Linked DNA regions of Homo sapiens: region 2 is linked to region 1. A link is a contact called in ENCODE Hi-C or POLR2A ChIA-PET data. All regions are on one chromosome and are shown on one strand. Each heading gives the region's core, a stretch centred on a gene start or an enhancer-like site at or near the end of the contact. The rest is flanking DNA. Distances are from core to core; before and after follow the strand shown. Region 1 holds the start of IMP3 (IMP U3 small nucleolar ribonucleoprotein 3). Region 2 has its middle 9.0 kb from the start of CIMAP1C.

Region 1 (4,645 bases), core at 1,219-3,718:
TTGCACTCCAGCCTGGGCAAGACTCTGTCTCAAATAATAATAATAATAAAATAAAAAATAAAAATTAGCTGGGCATGGTGGCATGTGCCTGTAGTCCTAGCTACTCAAGAGGATTGCTTGAGGCTGGAAGGTTGAGGCTGCAGTGAGCCTTGGTCGTACCACTGCACTCCAGCCTGGGCAACAGTGTGAGACCCTATCTCAAAAACAAAAACAAACAAAAAACATAAGTGTCAATCCTTTGCTCAAAACCCCGAAGTATATGCCTCTCAACATAAAAGCCAAAGTCTTTTCAAGGGACTACAAGCTCTTTAACCTCTTCCTCTCCTCCTTGCCCACTCTGCTCCAGCCAAGATAGCTTTCTTACTCTTCTGACATGCCAGGCACATTCCTGCCTTAAGGCATTTCCACTGTTTCCTCTTCCTGAAATGTTCTCCCCCTAGATATCCACACATGGCTTAACCCCTATAAAATATCACCTTCTCAATAAGACCTACTCTGGGGCTGGGTGCAGTGGCTCATGCCTGTAATCCCAGCACTTTGGGAGGCCAAAGTGGGTGGATCACAAGGTCAGGAGATGGAGACCATCCTGGCTAACACGGTGAAACCTCGTCTCTACTAAAAATACAAAAAATTAGCCAGGTGTGGTGGCAGGTGCCTGCAGTCCCAGCTACTCAGGAGGCTGAGGCAGGAGAATAGCTTGAACCCAGGAGGCGGAGGTTGCAGTGAGCCAAGATCACACCACTGCACTCCAGCCTGGGCGAGAGAGCAAGACTCGATCTCCAAAAAAAAAAAAAGAAAAAATCAATTAGATTAAAAAAGCAAACAATCTGTATTAGCTTTCTGTTTGTTTTAGAGACAGGATGTTGTTCTGTTGCCCAAGCTGGAGTGCAGTAGTGTGATCATGGCTCACTGCATCCTTGAACTTCCGGCTTCAAGGGATCCTCCCCCCTCTTACCCCGAAACCCTCACCAGTAGCTGGGACTATAGGTGCTGCCACCATGCCTGGCTAATTTTTTTTTTTTTTTTTTGTCCATAGGGACTGAGTCTTACTATGTTGCCCAGGCTGGTCTTGAACTCCTGGCTTCCAGTGATCCTCCCACCTTGGCCTCCCAGTGTTGGGATTACAGGCATGAGCCACCATGCCTAGCCTGGTGATGTTTTCTTAAACTGGCTAAGTTTATGAGTATTTATTATACTTTATAATTTACATATTATATTATTTTCCAGATATCGAATATTTTATATATATATATATATCTTTTTGAGACAGGGTCTGGCTCTGTTGTGCAAGCTGGGGTGCGGTGGCACCATTGTAGCTCAATGCAGCCTACAAGTCCTGGGCTCAAATGATCCTTCCCCCTCAGCCTCCCAGGTAGTCAGGACTACAGGTGCGCACCACCATGCTTGGCTAATTCTTTAAGATTTTTTACAGAGGTGGGATCTCGCTTCTTTTTTCTTTTTTTTTTTGCCTAGGTTGGTCTTGAACTCCTGGCCTCAAATGATCCTCCCACCTCAGCCTCCCAAAGTGCTGGGATTACAGGCATGTGCCACCGCGCCCAACCCTCAAATATTGTATTGTAAAAGACAATGAAAAGCATACAAAACAAAAATGATCAGTGAGAAGCTAGGTGGCGTCAAATGCCCGGGCAAAAAGGGGTTAGGTCTGCAGCGCTATACTCAGATGTAACTTACAGATGCAACTAGCGGAAACAGCATTAAATTTGTTAACTCAATGCTTGGTGGCCAGAAATTCATGTCAGGATAATTCATTTGAGCACAGACTAAAGGGTTTGGACTTGTAGTTATAGTCCAAGTTTCTCAAACTTGCTGGGTTTTATGAATCATCTGACACTTTAGTTAATAATACAGATTTCCAGGCGACTCCCTTATAGATCCCTTTTCTGTGGGCCTAGGAAGCAGCCAATCAGTATTTCATGGGTTCGGTGCCACCTATCCCAACTTGACAATGAGAGATCGCTCTGCATGCCAGGTGAAGGACCTGACGCTGGCGGGCGGCGGGGACTACCAGGTCAGCCCCAGGAGAGCCGGCTCCGGCAAGCTCCCCCAAGGCATGGCAGGAGCCCAGTGCAAGTTAGCACAGTAAACCCAATCAACAAGCCGCAGTCACCCCTCTTCCCCAGAAATGGCCTCTTCAGCTCTTGCGGGGGAGACTCTGAAAGTCCCCAAAGGACAGAAGTCTAGGAGGAAATGATTGCCGCAGAAAGGGATACAGTCTTGGCTACTAAAAACCGCGCGGAACCGCCTAGGGACCCGCTCCCAACCACCCACCTCCGGTGCTTCTACCCCCTCCCTCGCAAACGCGAAGAAAAGAAGAAACGCGAGATCCCAGTGCAGAGGCGTGGTCCCACCCTGGCCAATGGGAAGTGAGGGCGTGACTTTAAGTCTTTCTTTCATTGGCCCAGGGTCCCAGGCCGTCCAGGTCTTGGGGCGCCGCGGCGGAAATCGCGCGGATGCCAGAACGCGCTCTCAGCTTCGGGTCCTGCGGCTGCGGCTGCCGCCATCATGGTGCGGAAGCTTAAGTTCCACGAGCAGAAGCTGCTGAAGCAGGTGGACTTCCTGAACTGGGAGGTCACCGACCACAACCTGCACGAGCTGCGCGTGCTGCGGCGTTACCGGCTGCAGCGGCGGGAGGACTACACGCGCTACAACCAGCTGAGCCGTGCCGTGCGTGAGCTGGCGCGGCGCCTGCGCGACCTGCCCGAACGCGACCAGTTCCGCGTGCGCGCTTCGGCCGCGCTGCTGGACAAGCTGTATGCTCTCGGCTTGGTGCCCACGCGCGGTTCGCTGGAGCTCTGCGACTTCGTCACGGCCTCGTCCTTCTGCCGCCGCCGCCTCCCCACCGTGCTCCTCAAGCTGCGCATGGCGCAGCACCTTCAGGCTGCCGTGGCCTTTGTGGAGCAAGGGCACGTACGCGTGGGCCCTGACGTGGTTACCGACCCCGCCTTCCTTGTCACGCGCAGCATGGAGGACTTTGTCACTTGGGTGGACTCGTCCAAGATCAAGCGGCACGTGCTAGAGTACAATGAGGAGCGCGATGACTTCGATCTGGAAGCCTAGCGGATCTCCCACTTTGCATGGCTGTCTTTTACAGATGGGAAAACTGAGGCCTGATGCTGGAGATTCTATGAGGGTGCTCTCCTCAAGGGTATCAGACGGTCGTAGGTTCTTAAGAATTTGATTCATCAGTGGCAGGCCATGCATAGAGCCACGGGAGGTGCGTCCTTGTTTTCCAGGGAATGTTCTTAGAACTTGGACTACTGATTATTAATTGACTGTGCCTTGGGAAACAGTGGGAAGTAACTTGGTGCAGCACTGGGGTATTGTTGGCTTCTTGTGTTGGAAACTTTGTAATGTAAAAGGAAAAACTGGAAATCCCCACGCCCTGTTTCCCTTTATCGTCTTGTGGTTGGACTGGTTCAATTCGTTTAACTCGAATTCTTGCTCCTGGCCGTGGTTAAGCTGTGTACAGATGATGGAGAGTTTGGCCTCAAGTTTTTATAAACTGAGCGAGACTAGTGTTCAGGATCTCCTCCCTTGTTTAAATGTCAATAAATGCCCCAACTGCTTTGTAAGTGCAACTTTTTAATCTGTCTGGTTTTCTTTTTTTCTCTAGAGACGGAGTCTTGCTCTGTCACCCAGGCTGGAGTGCAGTGGCGCGATCTCGGCTCACTGCAACCTCCGCCTCCCGGGTTCAAGCAATTTTCCTGCCTCAGCCTCCCGAGTAGCTAGGAGTATAGGCGCCCGCCACCGCGCCCGGCTAATTTTTGTGGTTTTAGTAGAGTCAGGGTTTCACCATGTTGGCCAGGCTGGTCTGGAACTCCTGAACTCGTGATCCGCCCGCCTCGGCCTCCCAAAGTGCTGGGATTACAGGCATGAGCAAACTGCGCCCAGCCTCTGGTTTTCTTACATAGAGTCATATTTATACGTCCCAGGAGCCCAGAGAAGAATAGAGTCAGCAGCGAGTGACCTGCCTGTGGATTAGATGTGCAACAGGGCCACATGTGGAGGATGCAGGATGTTGTACAGGATTGGGCAAATTTGTCACTTTACCAGTCCCTTCCTTGGAATGAGTGTTTTGGCAGAGCTCTTCCTCACATAACTTCCTGTTGATATTCCAGCCCCAGGAAATACCGTATTAGAGGGCTGGGATGTTTGCTTGCCTAAGGAAATAATCACTCTGTAGCTTGGCCATCTAGCGGTTAGAAGTGGCCCAGGAGGTTCCTGGAAATTTAGATGATAGCAGTGATAGAGAATAAGAAGGGAGACTACCAAGTTTTACTCAAGATTTCTTTATTCTTTTTTCTTTTTGTTTTTTTTTTCACACAAGGCCCAAGCTGGAGTGCAGTGGAGCTGTCACAGCTCACTGCAGCCTCGATCTCCTGGGCTCAAGCAGTCCTCCCACCTCAGCCTCCCCAGTAGCTGGGATTATAGGCATGTACCACCACCCCTGGCTAGTTTTTAATTTTTGTAGACACAGGGTTTTGGCATGTTACCTAGGCTGATCTCAAACTCCTAAGTTCAAGCAATCCTGCCTCAGCCTCCCAAAGTGCTGGGATTACAGGTGTGAGCCACCGTGCCTGGCCAAGCCTTCTAAAAGGAGAATAAATAGGATGCCGAGATCAGT
Region 2 (4,645 bases), core at 1,140-3,639, 93 kb before region 1:
CAAGTCACGTGATCACAGAACAGGGGGCCCTTCCCTCTTAGGTAGCCGAAGCAGGGAGAGAGAAGGCAGCATACGTCAGCGTTTTCTTCTATGCACTTATAAGAAAGATCAAAGACTTTAAGACTTTCACTATTCCTTCTACCACTGTCTACTACAAACTTCAAAGAGGAACCAGGAGTACAGGAGGAACATGAAAGTGGACAAGGAGCGTGACCATTGAAGCACAGCACCACAGGGAGGGGTTTAGGCCTCCGGATGACTGCGGGCAGGCCTGGATACTATCCAGCCTCCCACAAGAAGCTGGTGGAGCAGAGTGTTCCCTGACTCCTCCAAGGAAAGGGAGACTCCCTTTCGCGGTCTGCTAAGTAACGGGTGCCTTCCCAGACACTGGCGTTACCACTTGACCAAGGAGCCCTCAAGCGGACCTTATGCGGGCATGACAGGGCTCACCTCTTGCCTTCTACATCACTTCTCACAATGTCCCTTCAGCACCTGACCCTATACCCGCAGGTTATTCCTAGGTTATATTAGTAATTAAAAGCTAATGATTAATAATGTTTATAGTAATGATTGGTAATTGTCTATGATCATCTCTATATCTAATTTGTATTATGACTATTCTTATTCTAATTATTTTCTTTATTATATTGAAACAGTTTGTGCCTTCAGTCTCTTGCCCCAGCACCTGAGTAATCCTCCACCCACAGGGCCACAGGCCCCATGAGATCTCTGAGGCCACAGAGTGTGTCCACACACGTGACCTCCAGGGTGATTCGGGCCAGAGCACAGGAATGGCCCAGGCAGAGGTGGCCTGGGCGTGGGCAGAGATGGCTCGGGCTGGGCCTGAGGCATCCAGGGGCTCAGCATCGCATCTCCTCAGGGGGGCCATCTGAGACTGCTGGGCCAGTGAAGAGGCTTCTCCCGGGTACCCACCTGTCCTGTCCAAGAGAGAACAGCCAGCCCCACAGCCCCAAATGTCTCTGTCCTCCAAGAGGCCAGATGTGAATCACAGGAATTTACAGCCCAGCCTGGCATGGGATTTATGAGTCTGCCTCCAGCCAGGGCTGGTGGGGAGTGGCCACTGTCAGCCCCCCATTGCCGCTGATGGATGAGGCTGTTTCCTGTAAGACAAACTCCCTCTGTGGCAGGCAGTGGAGGGAGACACATCCAGGCCCTAGGGCCAACCCCATACCTGTCCCAGAGCCGGATCCCTCGTGCCCTCACAGTCCATGCCTCCCCTTGATCCCCAGCCCTACACAGTGACACGCAAGCAGGAGGTGCACCCAAGGGGCCCAGCTCTTAGCCAGAGCTCTGCCTCCCACACTGCCATCTGCACCCCCTCCCCATGACCTTTAAAACCTTTCCATCCCAGGGCCCAAGCCTTGGGACCAGCCCAAGATGGGATATACCACACTCAAAGCCAGAATGGATCTCTGAGGTAGCCCAGAACACACACACGCACGCACGCACGCATATATACACACACATGCATGCATGCACATACACAGTACACAGATGAGAAACCAGGGTCCAGAGAGGAATGGGCCTTGCCCAAAGTCACCCAGCAGCACAGTGGTGAAGCTGAGACCCCAGCCCACAAGCCCCCTGGACTGGTCATTTCAGTGTCCGGTCACAGTGGACTGTCATATGGCCACAGGGGTAGTTTTCACCTCCAAATGCAGGTGCCTCTCCAGAGAACAGACAGACCTGGGTTTGAGTCCATGCCCCACCACTCTGTGTGTAAAGGTCATAAACTCTCTGTGCCCGTTCCCTCACCTGAAAAATGGGGATCAAAATAACCCCAACTTACCAAGGTTCTTACGAGGTTCAAGTGAGAGGATGCAGGTAGAGCCGCAGGACAGAGTGGGCCCCTGGCACATGCTCCCTGAGTGGTAACAATGGTTCTCCACCATCTCTCGTGTCTCAAGGGGCCCCGCTGCCTGATTTGCTGCGGGCAGGAGGACAGTCATGGTTGGGTGGGGCAGGAGGAGCAAGGAGAGTTTGAGTGTGGGACTGCAGGGCAGGAGTGAGGCCACTTCCTACTGGAGGAGACCCTGGAAGTCTCCCTGGAGGTGGTGGCATCAAGCAGAGGATGTAGAACTCTGTTTCTCTTGCTCTGAAGCTGACTGGGGGCTTCTTGATTGCCACAGGGATGGAGGGAAGCACCCTACCCTGAAAGCCTAGCCCAAGCTTCTGCCCTGGATGACCTGAGGAGGAGTCCCTCCTTTCTCTGGGCATCAGCAAAATGGGGCCGGGAGGACTAGACAACACTCCCTAGAGGCACCTTTCTGCTCTGGCCTTGTTGCAAGCTGAAGAAGGTCCTCCAGACCCACCCTCTGCAGTACCCAATTATTGCCACTGGGCAGCAGCAGGGAGTAAATCTGCGGTCCGGCCTCCTTTCCCTGCCGGCCAGTCCCTCTCCCAGCATCCGGTGGTCTTTGCTCCTCCGTCCCCCCGCCAACTCGCCAGAGAGCCAGAGCTGAGCGTCCTTCACATCCAGACATCTGATGCTCCCCTCAGCCCTGCAGAGAGCCAGCATGCTGGCTGCTTTTCAGATGGGGAAACTGATGGCCAAGAGGTGAGGACTTGCTCAAGGTCACGCAAGAGCCAAGTGTGCCCACAGCGGAGGTGGTGTGAAAGGAGACTGCGGTCACACGGACCTGGCTGGGATCCTGGTCTCCTCACCTCCAGCTGTGTGTCATCGGGCAGGTCACCCACCCTCTCTGAGCCTCAATTGATATAAGTGCTGAACACATGAAGCCACCGCTTTGTTTCCAATAGAGTTTATGCCCCAAGAGTGCAAAGACATGTCTGTCACTCACCTCAGCACCCCCAGAGCCTGGCGCAGGGTGGGATTCGGAGAATAGCGCCTGCCTCCCAGGGCCTGCCTGGCACTCAGCAGACACTGTGTCTCCTCAAACCGCAACCCCCCAACCTGGCCCCAGCCCTGGATCAGCCTCACCTCGCCTCATTCCCCTCCCATCAGTCTTTCCTGCAGGACACCCACCCACCCGGCCTTGAGGGGGGGCTCCTGCTCACCTCCCCACCCCATCCCTCTCGGCCCCCTTTCTCTGTCCTGGCCTCTCCCTCATGTCGCTCTCTCCTGCCGAGCCCCCACTTGGCTCTACGCTGTTTACAAGAGAATGATGACAGTTTTTATTTCTCTGTTTTATCTCCCTTCCTCCCCTGAAGGGAAACGTGCTTCCAATCTTCCAGGAAAAATTGAAGGCTCCGGATGAGAAAAAGCAAACAAAGGACAGTGGGACCATGGGCGTCCCCACCCCCACCACCCGCAGGCCCCACACTCAAACCAGCGCCCGTGCCCACGCCCATGCAGCCGTCCTCCGCCAGGCCCCAAGAACGGCTGTTACTTTGGGGGTAATTGAAAATGTCGATCATTATTCTAGAGCATAAGTAGGTCACAGGGACACAGGGAGCGAGAGAGAGAGAGAGAGAGAGAGAGGAAACCTGGTCATGGGAGAGGATCTGGGGGAGAGAAAGGCCAGCTGGGAGGATGTGGGCGTGGAGAGGAAGAGGGAGCAGAAGGAACGGGAGGGCGGGCAACTCTCCACCAGTGAGCAGGGCCACGGACTCAGGGGGATGTGTCCTCCCACCAGCCCCCCACCACACCCCGAAAGGAGCCGGGTGGCAGGAGCTCCTGTTTAGTCCTCCCGTACCTGAGCAGCCCCGAGAGTGGGTGTCTGTGAGTGCTGGGAGCAGGAGTGGGGACCTGGCTTGTCTTCATGGGGGTGCCCTCTCACGACCACGTGCACAGCGCCCAGAGGCCAGGTCCCAGGCTGGCGGGCTGAGAGCAGCCAGCGGTCCCCTCTCCTGGGGGAATGCAGGGACTCTCCTGACCTCCCTCCCATCACCCATCCCACCTCTCTCTGCATGTCGGGACATCTCATGGTTTGTGGATTTACTACTCCAGGGCAGTGAGGGGCGCCAGTGAGCCTGGGTGGGCACGTATCTGTGCATGAGATGAGATGCCTGGGAGAGAGGGATGGGGCAGGGTGTTTGAAGGCAGTGGTGGTACCAGGTGTGTGTGTGTAGAGTAAGGTGTGGGTCTGTGCATTTGTGTGTGTGTCTTGCCCCACGTGTGTGCGGTAAGGGACGTGTGTGTGCACAGCCCCTACCTGTGTGCCTCCAGATGGTGTGTCCATGTGTCCCTGCAGGCAGGGCCCCTCTTCTGCTCCTGGCCCAGGGCCACCATCCCCCCAGGTCCTGGGAACCTGAGTGGTGATTGGCCTTGGGGTTCCCTCCAGCAACAGTGGAACAACAGACCAGCCCCCACCCCAGCCAGTGTCCAAGAGGCTCGTGGGACTGTGATGTCACCACCAAGCCCTGGCTGAGGTAACCCAACATGGAGCCAGGCCTGTCTTGCCCCCTAGAGAGAAGAGAGGAACCTCAGGTGGGTCTCCTGCCAGGCACCGAGCCTCATCCACCCTCCAACATCTGCTCGTGGTGGGAGAGGGTGAATTCCCACCCTCTCACGGACACAGCCTCAGACCTCCTGGAGGCCAGGGCTCCAGGTGAAGACCAAGTCTTCGTACCCCCGGACCCAGCCAGAGCCTGGCACAGGGCAGGAGCTTAGCAAATGTTTGTTGAATGAATGAATGCACGGATGGGGGCTTTGTGTGTGATC

Evidence for each region. A loop is a pair of places that touch in the nucleus more often than their neighbours do. ChIA-PET counts read pairs that join two places held with the same protein, here RNA polymerase II (POLR2A). Pooled maps may share reads with other maps.
Region 2: a map of MCF 10A shows a loop between it and region 1 (7-fold over the local background). The contact joins the enhancer-like site here to the promoter of IMP3 in region 1. A Hi-C loop is called at or near these places in 9 of 168 maps with a recorded cell type or tissue (CD8-positive, alpha-beta T cell, MCF 10A, Right ventricle myocardium superior and 6 more), 3 of 37 single-sample maps with no recorded cell type and 18 of 50 pooled maps. POLR2A ChIA-PET finds 5 or more read pairs at or near these places in 14 of 52 experiments (A549, CD4-positive, alpha-beta T cell, Caco-2 and 10 more).

The regions. Positions count from the first base shown.
Region 1 is chr15:75,638,047-75,642,691 of GRCh38, reverse strand. It overlaps IMP3 (IMP U3 small nucleolar ribonucleoprotein 3), which reads left to right and starts at 2,468. Exons shown (of 1, transcript NM_018285.4): 1 at 2,468-3,599. The coding sequence starts at 2,524. The coding sequence ends at 3,078. RefSeq lists a silencer at 2,314-2,473 and an enhancer at 2,764-2,823.
Region 2 is chr15:75,730,700-75,735,344 of GRCh38, reverse strand. It overlaps the pseudogene DNM1P35. Among named protein-coding and RNA genes, the nearest start is that of CIMAP1C, 9.0 kb to the right of the region's middle. RefSeq lists an enhancer at 3,083-4,014. Within about 2 kb of position 2,389, at least 7 of the 41 ENCODE cell types and tissues checked have a DNase peak (open chromatin) inside an H3K27ac peak, as active enhancers do.